Regions from separate parts of the Mus musculus genome. Here region 1 is linked to region 2. The links are chromatin loops, found by intact Hi-C in ENCODE. Cell type or tissue: left cerebral cortex. All regions are shown on one strand. Region 1 overlaps Marchf10 (membrane associated ring-CH-type finger 10). Region 2 holds the start of Tanc2 (tetratricopeptide repeat, ankyrin repeat and coiled-coil containing 2).

Region 1 (5,000 bases), 170 kb before region 2:
CAAAGATTTAAAATTCTTTTTGTTCCTAAATCATCCTCAAGAAGCAGCGCAGTGGACGTCCATGAGAACGACGCCCATGAGAACGCCCCCCCCCCCCCCCCCCGTGCGCCTTTTATAAACACCATCTTAAAATCAAAACAACACGAGCAAACCATTTTCATTTGGGGATAAGTTTTTAATTTTAATCTGCAACTTTTATGTAATTTACTATTATCACACAGGTCCATTTCTCTAATTTATTTCAAATATATACTTGACCCATTTCTGTTTTAGTTTTGATTTTACATTTTATTTATTTTGTGTGCACACGGGGTGGGGCCATTGTCTCCCTGTTTCTTTCTTTTTCTTTTTTTTTTTTTTTTTGGTTTTGGTTTTTTGAGACAGGGTTTCTCCCTGTAGCCCCAACTATCCTGGAACTCACTCTGTGGATCAGGCTAGCCTCAAACTCAGAGATCCATCTGCCTTTAGCCTCCCAACTGCTGGGATTAAAGACATGAGACATGTGCCACCACCACTGATCATCCACCTATTTCTAAATAGGATCTAAGACTATCAAAAAGATGGAATTCAGAGAAGACATTTATTTATTGGTTGGGGTAGCACATATTTGTAATCCCAATACTAGGAAAGTAGAGGCAGGAGGATTGAGGTTACATAATAAGACCCTATTTTAAAAACTTCAAAAACAAAACTCCAAAAATAGATTCAAACGGTGGATCAAGCAAAGTGCTCTCTGATGCTGTAGAGGGGTGGTCCCTGGGGCGGGGCTGGCCAGAAGCGGTGGTCTCCGAGGCAGGACTGACTGACAAAGGAGACCAGGGGAATGTCTTTGGGTGTCTTAAACTCAATCCGGGCTGGGTGACACAGATCTATGAATTTGTCAGAACTCACTCATCAAATCTTACTCTAAATTGTATAATTCAATGTAAATAGCTTTTAATCTCTATAAAAATTAAAAGAAAACAACAAAATCCCGACGTAAACTAAAAACTCAAGCAGTCAGCTCTAGCGATACGTTCAAGTGTTTAGGTGTACAGCTCTCTGACAATCGGAGCTAGTAAGTAAGAGCACAGAGACACTCAGGATGGTCCAGGGGCGTGGGTGGCAGCGGACCAGCCTTCCTAAAGCTGTGCCCCTCCAATATAATTCCTTCAGTTCATATCGTGGGAACTCCCAACGATAAAGTTATTTTCATTGCTACTTCATAACTGTAATCTTGCTATTGTTATGAATCATACTGTAAGTATCTGTGTTTCCCGATGCTCTAGTTGACTCCTGTGAAAGGGCCGTTTGATTCCCAAAGGGGTCTCAACCACAGGTTGAGAACCGACGTACTAGGTGTCTACTCCCTTTTCCAGTTGCTGGGGTAAAACACCCTGCCAAAAGCAACTTAAGGGAGAAAGGGCTTATTTGGCAAACCTAGTGCTGGAGGCTGGAAGAGGGTGTCGGGTCCCACGAAATTGGATTCACAGATGGTTGTGAGCCTTCTTAAGGAGTAGCAATAGATTGTTGTGATCAAACCACAATCAAAGGGCCGAGAGCAGCATTCTCAACCTGTGGGTCACAACCCCAAAGGGGTTGCATATCATATTTACATTACAATTCGTACCAGTAGCAAGATTACAGTTATGAAGTAGCAATGAAATAACTTTATGGAACTTGAGGAACTGCAGTAAAGGGTCACAGCCCTAGGAAGGTTGAGAACCAATGGCCTAGGGGTGGGGTTTAAGAGGGTTTACCTTGCAAATTTAAGGAACCTGAGTTCTGTCCCCAGAACCTAAGCAAAGTTGCTGGATGTGGTGTGTTTGTAATCCCAACTAGGGGGGAGGGGAGACAGGAGAGTCCCTTGGTGTTCGGGCCAGCCAGGCTAGGCTAACTGGTGAGCTCCAGGCCAAAGAGAAACCAGATTCAAAAGATGGGGTGACACCCGAGGTTGTCCTCTGGCCTCCATGTGCACGTATGTTAAAAGTCATTATTAATTAAATTATAAAATTTCAGGGGTCACAAATGGGAGAGGGGACATGTGGCAGACGAGAGAAGAAGGGAGAAAGGTTCTCCTGTAGTCAGGGGAGAAGCAGTCAGAGTTTGGCTGAGGGGCTGGTGGACTGTGTGGCAAGACAGAGAAACCTCAAAGGCTGAGGTGAGGCCAGTGTGGACCAGGGCCGGGGCGACAGACACCCTCGGGTTCCACAGGACATGTTAGTTTCAAACAAAGTTTGGCTCCTATTTTAAAAGCCACAGAAGTGGCTTCAGCAGGCAGGCATACAGATGGGATTCGCTTGTCAACAACACTCTACCATATTACGATATGGAAAATGGGTTTTGGAGGCAGGTAAGAGAGGAGGGCTGGTTGGGAGGCCACTGAAGGAGCTCTGTGGTGACACCAGCTATGCAGATGGATCAAAGTTACATCGGCCCAGTGTAGCAGCTCAGGCCTGTAATCGCAGCACTCAGGAGGCTGAGGCAGGAGAATGAGGAGTTCGAGGATAGCTTGGGCCACAGAAACCAAACCACTACCAATAACAACAAAATTATACCAGGGAAGTAAGATGTGTAGGACTGACCCTGAACTCAACATGGGGGGAGGGAGATGCGGGGGTGGGGGTGGGGGGGGGAGTAGACTGTCAGATTTTAATGATATACACACTGAAGGAAGAATAAAGGGCCAAGCTGGGGGCTTAAGCTGGGGACTTTAGCGGGGGAGAGGGGGAGGCTGTGATCAGCTTGAGGTGTCTTTTTCAGATACCCAGGTAGAGGGAGTGAGAGGCAGTAGAGTTTTAAATCTGGAAATCGAAAGTGGGGTTTGAGCTGGAAGTGTAGATTTGGGAGTCTCTGGTAGTTAACCCCTCAACGCTGGCAGTTACAATGTTAAAGATAACTTTAAGAAAGCACACAGAGAGAAGGCAGCTTGGTGAGGCATGAGCTTGGATGGTGACAAGTGACATCTTTACAATCACACTCTACCCAGCTCCACCTGCAAGCTAAGCTGCAGGCGCCCAGCCACTGTAGTATGAGCAGGACCTGAGATTTCTGTCACCCGTGAAAGTCACAGATATTTTCACATCTCAGTACATTTTTTGCGGATGTCTCAAAATACCCTCTTCGCCCATCGCTTGTTAACTAACGTGTTAATAAGGAAGCACATACATTACAGAATCACAATTTTCTAAAAATATTTTGATGACTATTTCCATAAAAGTGGTTTCCTTTGAAAGCCCGTGTCTTATTTTTTGCCTGAAAACAATTCTAAGGAAATGAGTCTAAAGAGTTCACCGTGAGGCTCAGGAGATTTGTGGCTCAGAGGCTAAGAACGACCCTGCCCCCAACCCCAGGTAGAGAGTAAGATTAGAGCCACACCCTGAGGACCCCAGGATTCAGGAACAGTGTGGAGGAAGATGAGAAGAGGAGAGAAAGATAAAGTGCCTGCCGAGATGGGGAGGAAGTCAGGGCAAGAGTGGCTCTAAGGCCGCCGTCCCCCAGGGGGTGGTACTGGTGTGTGTGTGTGTGTGTGTGTGTGTGTGTGTGTGTGTGTGTGTGTGAGTGTGGCCAGCACCACACAAAGCTGCTCTGTGGGGAGATGTGGAAGTCACTTGACAAAGAGCATTTCTGGAGAACGACATGTGTGTGGAAACCAGATTGGAGTGGGCTGAGGAGAGAGGAGGAGGTGGGGAAATGGAGTCAGGCAGTGTAAATAATTCTTTGGGGAACTTGGGGTGTGAAGGAGAAGTTAGTGGAGGGGAGCGGGGGAAGGAAGGCTGTTCTGTCTCTTTTTAGATCATGACTACATGCTGATGGGAAAGCCCTCTGCAGGGTTGGCTGACGCAAGCAGCAGGGAAGGGCTGGACACGAGTGGGGGGATCCTAAGCACAGAGGGAGAGTTGGAAGTGGGTGAAAATAAGGAGTGAGGAGGAAGAGGAGATGGATTGGAAGCCTGGGAGAAAGGTTCTAGGTAAAGGAGCTGAGCAGCCTTGAGAACTACCTGGAGATTGCTGGCCCTGAGCCCATGCAAAGTCGCTGACATTTTCTTTAGCGGTAATGAATGAGATCCTTTGGGGTGACAATAACATGCAGGATGTGCCTCTGTGTGTGTGTGTGTGTGTGTGTGTGTGTGTGTGTGTAAAGGAAGAGGACACTTGAGACGCCTTGAGAACTGTGAGGCCAGGGTGTGGCTTGGTTATCTAAATGGATGCTGAAGTCATTAGATAATGTGTCTGGAGATCAGGAAGGGGACAGCAGAGAACCAATTGCCTGTCAGAGCCTCACTGAATAAGGGAGAGTAATCAGGAGACCAGCAGGAATGGCAAGAGGAGAAGAAGATGGAATCCAGCTGCACAAGCCAACGAAATGCAGGAACTGTGCTCTGGGAGCAGCAGCGTAGAGTCCTTCTCTTTCCTGGTCCTGAGGGCAGGAGTTAAAGTCATACAAACAGCACCCCTTGCAGGGGCAGTGTCGGGTAAGAGGCCATCTTCCTAACACCGAGATGGAGAAAGAACCTCTTGAGAAAAGACTCATGTACATTTCCTGTAACCTGACAGCCAGGTTGCTCACCACTTCTGCTTCCAACTCCCACGGCAGGATCTGAGTTCAAATCTAAAATTATCATTTTCTGTGAAGCTTTCCCTTGCTTTTGTTCCATCCATCCATCCATCCATCCATCCATCCATCCATCCATCCATCTTTCCATCCATCCATCCATCCATCCATCCATCCATCCATCCATCCATCCATCCATCTTTCCATCCATCCATCCATCCACCCATCTAGCCAATCATTTATGGTCCCACTATGTAACTTAGGTTGACCCACTGGGTACCAGGTTTACAGGTGTATGCCACCTGTACTGGCTAGTTTTGTGTCAACTTGACACAGCTGGAGTTACCACAGAGAAAGGCACTTCAGTTGAGGAAATGTCTCCATGAGATCCAGCTGTAAGGCATTTTCTCAATTAATGATCAAGGGGGAAAGGCCCCTTGTGGGTGGAACCATCTCTGGACTGGCAG
Region 2 (5,000 bases):
TTTAAAAGAGAATAACAGACATATTATTTCTTTTAAAATATTATTTTTAATATGAGGCTATCTGCATTAGCATAGTATAACCAACCTTAGGGCTGTTAAAATTGTGTCAAGTCCATATGGCAGAATTCAATCTACCAATATTTCATGGTGCTTCGCAATGAGCACCATAATTTCTAGGTGCTGCCACCTGAACTAGTTTGAAAAGTAACATATTATACCCCTGACTGCTTCATAATTTCTCAAGGGAAGGAATGTTATTAGCTTCAGCAAAACCCACAGGAAACAGCTTAGATACAAAATAATCTTTAAAATAAATAAAAAGACTAAAAGAGACGGAAGGAGGGTAAATTCAAGTCTAAAAACAATGCAAACAGTTGGTATTTTTCCACGAACACTTTATTGTATACTATATTCTGTACTAAATATTTCTCAAAGTTTTGTTTAAATTTCATAATCACTCTGTGAGGTATCATGACTCATTCCAAACAGGTGAAGAAAAGTTTCAAAGACTTGCTTAGCACCACGTCCCAGGGTAAGTGGAAAGTGACACGGACCAAACCTGTTCTTTGACTCCAGAGATAACGACATTGTAATGTTTCATTGTGAAACTGTTGAAATGTAACGTTTCTTTGTGGGTTAAAACCTAAACACAGGCACAGTTTCCTTTTGAGGTGTGTATGCAGTTGTGACCATTAACCAGTGTTGACCATTCTAATAATCCAGAAAATTTCCCTCTGATGCCCACCTCACCTACCTCAGTCCCCTGCTCCTATCACCATAGGCAGGTAGGTTTTAGTTAGACTTAACTTTTGGAACTAGTATCAACAGTCCATATGTCTTTCACATGACTAATTATAGTCATACCTCAGAGTTCTACCTCAGAGTTCTCAAGCGTTCACTGGAATGGCTTGCTTTCTGACGTGACTTCATGTCCATTTTTTAAAAATATTGCATTGAAATTAATATTTTTTTTAAAAAAATCAAAGAAATTACATAAGTGCTATGGGGTTGGGGTAGATTCAGATAGACTGTTATCAAAATAAGCAACCAATCAATCAATTTCTCCACCTTCTAAACGGCACTGAAACAACACCCTTGATTGATGCAATTTGTGAATCTATTTCCAATCATGGCATTTCATTAAGAAGCAGATGACGAAAAAGTCATCTCAGTTAATGGGATGGAAGTTCACCCAAGCAAAATATGCAACGATGATTGCTTTGTATCATCTTGTAGCACGCACTTGGGAAAAAATTTTTATTCCAAGAATCCTGCAAAGTTGAAGGGCTGTTTTCGTGGTTTGAAGCAAGCTGAAGACCATCTAGGCAGAGAGTTTGGGGAGAAACATGACTGAATAGCCTCCAATGGGGTCTTAATGTGATGACTTTCTATGCTTAGCCGGGTGCCTTGAAATCACTATAGTTCTTATTGAAGCTGGTAATGACAGAGGCAGCGTGTCAACTTTACTGAAGTCTAGCAAGCTAAGGTTAGAGAACTGTCATCAATTGTTCCAGATGACAGTTTTCTTTCTTCCTCTCTATTTTCCCTCGCCCCCCCCCCGCCCCCAAGCCATTGTTGTTTTTCCTCCCATCCCTGTTCGAAAGGCAACGGTGGCATCTTGAAAGCAGTCTACACATTACCACTGAGACGCAGGAGAGGAATAACTGACACTTGTTGGCGTCGATGACTTTGAGTGACACGTGTGCCTGTGGTGACCAGAGCCGGGGGCAGTCTAGAGGAACGTTCGGGCTATCAAAGCAGGAGGAAAGGCCCCCAGAAGTGGGCGCACGTGACAGCAGCAGCCACCTCGAGAGTGACATCATCTCGGGGGGCGGAGCCAAACTCTTTAGGGCCTTGTCAGCTATTGAGCTTCCTCTCCTCTTCCTTACCAAATGCCTTCGACCCCACCAGTCCAAGCCCCCTGAGGAAACCAGAAATGCCTACACGTCCTGCAGCGCCAGGGCCCCCTCTGTCAGCGCGGAGCCGGGGTTCACCACCACCAGCTCTCGCAACGCCTCCCCGCCCCCAGGCCGTGGAGGGGCGGGGGGCGGGGGCGCGCGCGCTCCACCACGCACGCGCCCCCACGCACGCGCTCTCCCTCCGCGCTCGCGCTCCTCCCCAACCCGGCCCGGAGGGGGCGGGGCTGCGGGCGGCCTCCGAGGGTGCGACGCCCCCGGCGCGGCGGCGGCGCTAGAGAGCGGCCTGCCGGGCGCGGGTTGCTGGGCGCGCGCTGCTCCGGCGGGGCCCGCTGGCCACAGCCGCCTCGCGCCAGCCGCCCGCCCGCCCAGCGCGGCCAGCTGCGAGCGCCGCTAGCGCGGGGCCCCAGGCGGCAGGCGCCGCGCTCCCTCCGCCGCCCCGCGCGCCTCCTCGGGCGGCCCCGCCCCCGTTCCCATCCCCCTCGCGCTCACCTCCCGGCTGTGCCGCGCGCGAGGCGGAGCGAGGCGCCCGCCGCCGCCGCGGTGCTGAGGGGCGAGCCTGTCCCCCCCGCGCCGCCGCTGACAGGAGGACCGCAGCGGGCTGCCAGCGCTCGCCGGCCGCGAGGCCCCGCCGAGCCCGACTGAGGTGCGGATCCTCCGTGGGGCGTCCGCGGGCGGCGCGGTCCTCACCGGAGACCACTGGCACGCGGGCTTGACCCCGAGGTGCGCCGCGCCCCTTAGAACGGCAGGTAAGGGCTGGGCGAGCAGGGAAGAAGGGTCGGTGAGGGTGAGGTGACAGGGGCGTTCGCTTGCGACGCCTCAGCTGCGGGGGCTGGGGCGAGCAGGGAGACTGGGAAACGGACAGTGAAGTGCCTCCGGTGTCGAAGGCGTGGGGAAGGCAGGCTGCCTCCGAATGAATGTGGGACCGAGGGCGGCTTCGGAGGGCTCCGGGGTCTACCACTTGGTTGTCACCGAGGTTGGTCTTGGTATTTGGTACCTGGAGGGTCTTTGGATGACGGGGACCGGGATGAGATGCGAGGCAGATTGCTAAACGTGGCAAGGAATGTGGTGCAGAACGAGTTGCAAAATGTGTCCCTGAATGCAGCATAAAAGTAGTTGTGAAATGTGCCAGGTAAAGGCACAGGATGGGCTGGCCTCTGTGGCGTAGAAATGCATGGTAGAAGTGTTATTAGGAACATGAATAATTCCTTTGGGGAAGGAGGTGTACTATAATAAAAGACTAATGGGGCTTTTGCTACATATTCTGTCGTAGGAGATCGAGAGGAGCTGCGATTTTTGACATGGGGAAAGTACCCACGTGAAAGCAAAAAAAAAAAAAAAAAAAAAAGATTGTCTGATTGTGAGATGGGAAAGGAAAAAAATGGGGCTAAAATGATTTCAGATTTTGTCATCAACATGTAGAGCATCCATGCAATTGTAGCCTGTCTCTCTATTCCAGGTGTGGAATGTTTAAAATGTTTCCCAGAAAACATAAACAATGGTCATTAGCATTAGGAAAAGATTGGATGTCTTTCACTCTCTCCTCTGCTCCTCTCAAGGAAAAAAGAAAAAAAAGAAAAACACAAACAACAAAAAAAGACAAACAAGCCAAGCACCCTGACTGTAATTGTGTGTTCAGGATCGTTAGGCAAAGGGAACGATTTTTCATGTGTCCCTGCCTTGGCTTTTTTACAGGTGAAAATAAGTGGAACAAGGAAAACAGAACAATATGGTGAACAAAAGGGATAAATTTTCAGGCATTTTGAAGGGTTGGAGCCAAAAGCTATGGCAGTGGCTAATTACAGAGCCTGGCAATAGTGGAATATTCTGGTATGTTTTAGCTCTTGAGATGGGATGGTGAGATAAGATAAAAACGCTATACAGTAAATTGGCATAAAATGCAGCAACATGGATACTGTCAATGTAGTTAGTGTTCCTTGTAGCATTTACCAGGTAAATTGTCTTCGGGATGTGAGGGAAAACCAGAAACAAATGAAACAACTGTTCCTTACCTCTCTTCCTCCTCCTTTCAACCCCATCTTTCTCTCTTAAGTGTGTGTGTGTGTCCACATGCTACAAAACGTTGTGACTTCCATCTAAGAACATCTGTGTTTTGAGAGGATTGTCAGAACATACTGTAATTTCAAAAGTAACAAAAGACAGCTAGATGAGCCATTAAAAATAACGTGTGTATACATTGAGTATCTGTGTAACTGAAACAAAAGCAGAAATATTTGATGTGTTCACCAGGGTGTATTTAATTATTGATGATATCTTGGTGTGTTATGTTGGAATTCTTATAAATTGAATTACCTGCGTGAATGTTGTTCTTATTATAGTAATTTGCCAGATAATCTGAAAATTCATAGTGATTGGCTTCGCCCTGGTTCCAGATTCATTCATTGAGGGATCATTTCCTTCAAAAACGAAATTGGATTTTCCTTGATTAATTTTGAACTTTAGTCTTTTCTGAAGATATTTAGCCTTTTCTGAAGAGGCTCTGTTGAGGCTAAAGAGAGAAGAGGGCCAGAAGAGAATAAAGAGCAGTTCTGTTGGGTCTTCCTGTTTTGTTCTGACTGTAAGCCATATGCACTGCCACCCCCTACTGTCTGTAGGAAGAGGTGTTGCAGAACCCTGTTCTTTCCTTGTTATCACTGCCCCCTTGTGTAAGGGAAGAAATTGATAGCTGCAACTTTTGGGAAACAGTCTTTTCAGATTGTTCTTTATCATTGGAGTGGCTATGTAGATCTATTAATCACTTGTTTACTTTAAAGTGCATAGCTAGGAACACATGTTAACCAGATCTTAGATTTGATGTCCCATTTAAATAGTATCTGATATTAGTTAATTCAGGTTGCTAAAAATGCTCAGGAACATGGGACTCTATTACTTTAGTAGTAGTAGGTTACATTTATACAGCATACACTTCCTGACAGTCTTGTACATTGTTTATACAGTTACAAAATTCTTTGAGGTATATATTGTTATTTCCATTTTACCCAGGAGAAATGGAAACAGATTAATTTGCCAAAGATTATGTAGCTGAGAATTGGAAATGCTGTTTTAATTTAGAAACTCTGGCTG

What was found. Hi-C counts contacts between places; a loop is a spot of excess contacts. Peaks named below come from ENCODE experiments on the same cell type or tissue, not always from the same donor. Only the 100,000 strongest peaks of a DNase experiment are listed, where the experiment ranks them.
Region 1: it touches region 2 in a loop (11-fold over the local background); 3 of 42 quality-filtered maps call a loop at or near these places.

Annotation. Positions count from the first base shown.
Region 1 is chr11:105,417,153-105,422,152 of GRCm38, forward strand. All of the region lies in intron 4 of Marchf10 (membrane associated ring-CH-type finger 10), which reads right to left. Among named protein-coding and RNA genes, the nearest start is that of Gm39417, 30 kb to the right of the region's middle. In left cerebral cortex, no CTCF peak of the experiment used is centred here; DNase peaks (open chromatin) are centred at 3,001 and 3,716; H3K27ac peaks cover 1,420 bases.
Region 2 is chr11:105,587,585-105,592,584 of GRCm38, forward strand. It overlaps Tanc2 (tetratricopeptide repeat, ankyrin repeat and coiled-coil containing 2), which reads left to right and starts at 2,402. Exons shown (of 26, transcript NM_181071.3): 1 at 2,402-2,665. In left cerebral cortex, CTCF peaks have their summits at 2,138 and 4,544 (motif pointing left); DNase peaks (open chromatin) are centred at 1,369, 1,860, 2,459, 2,895 and 2 more places; H3K4me3 peaks cover 3,692 bases; H3K27ac peaks cover 2,904 bases.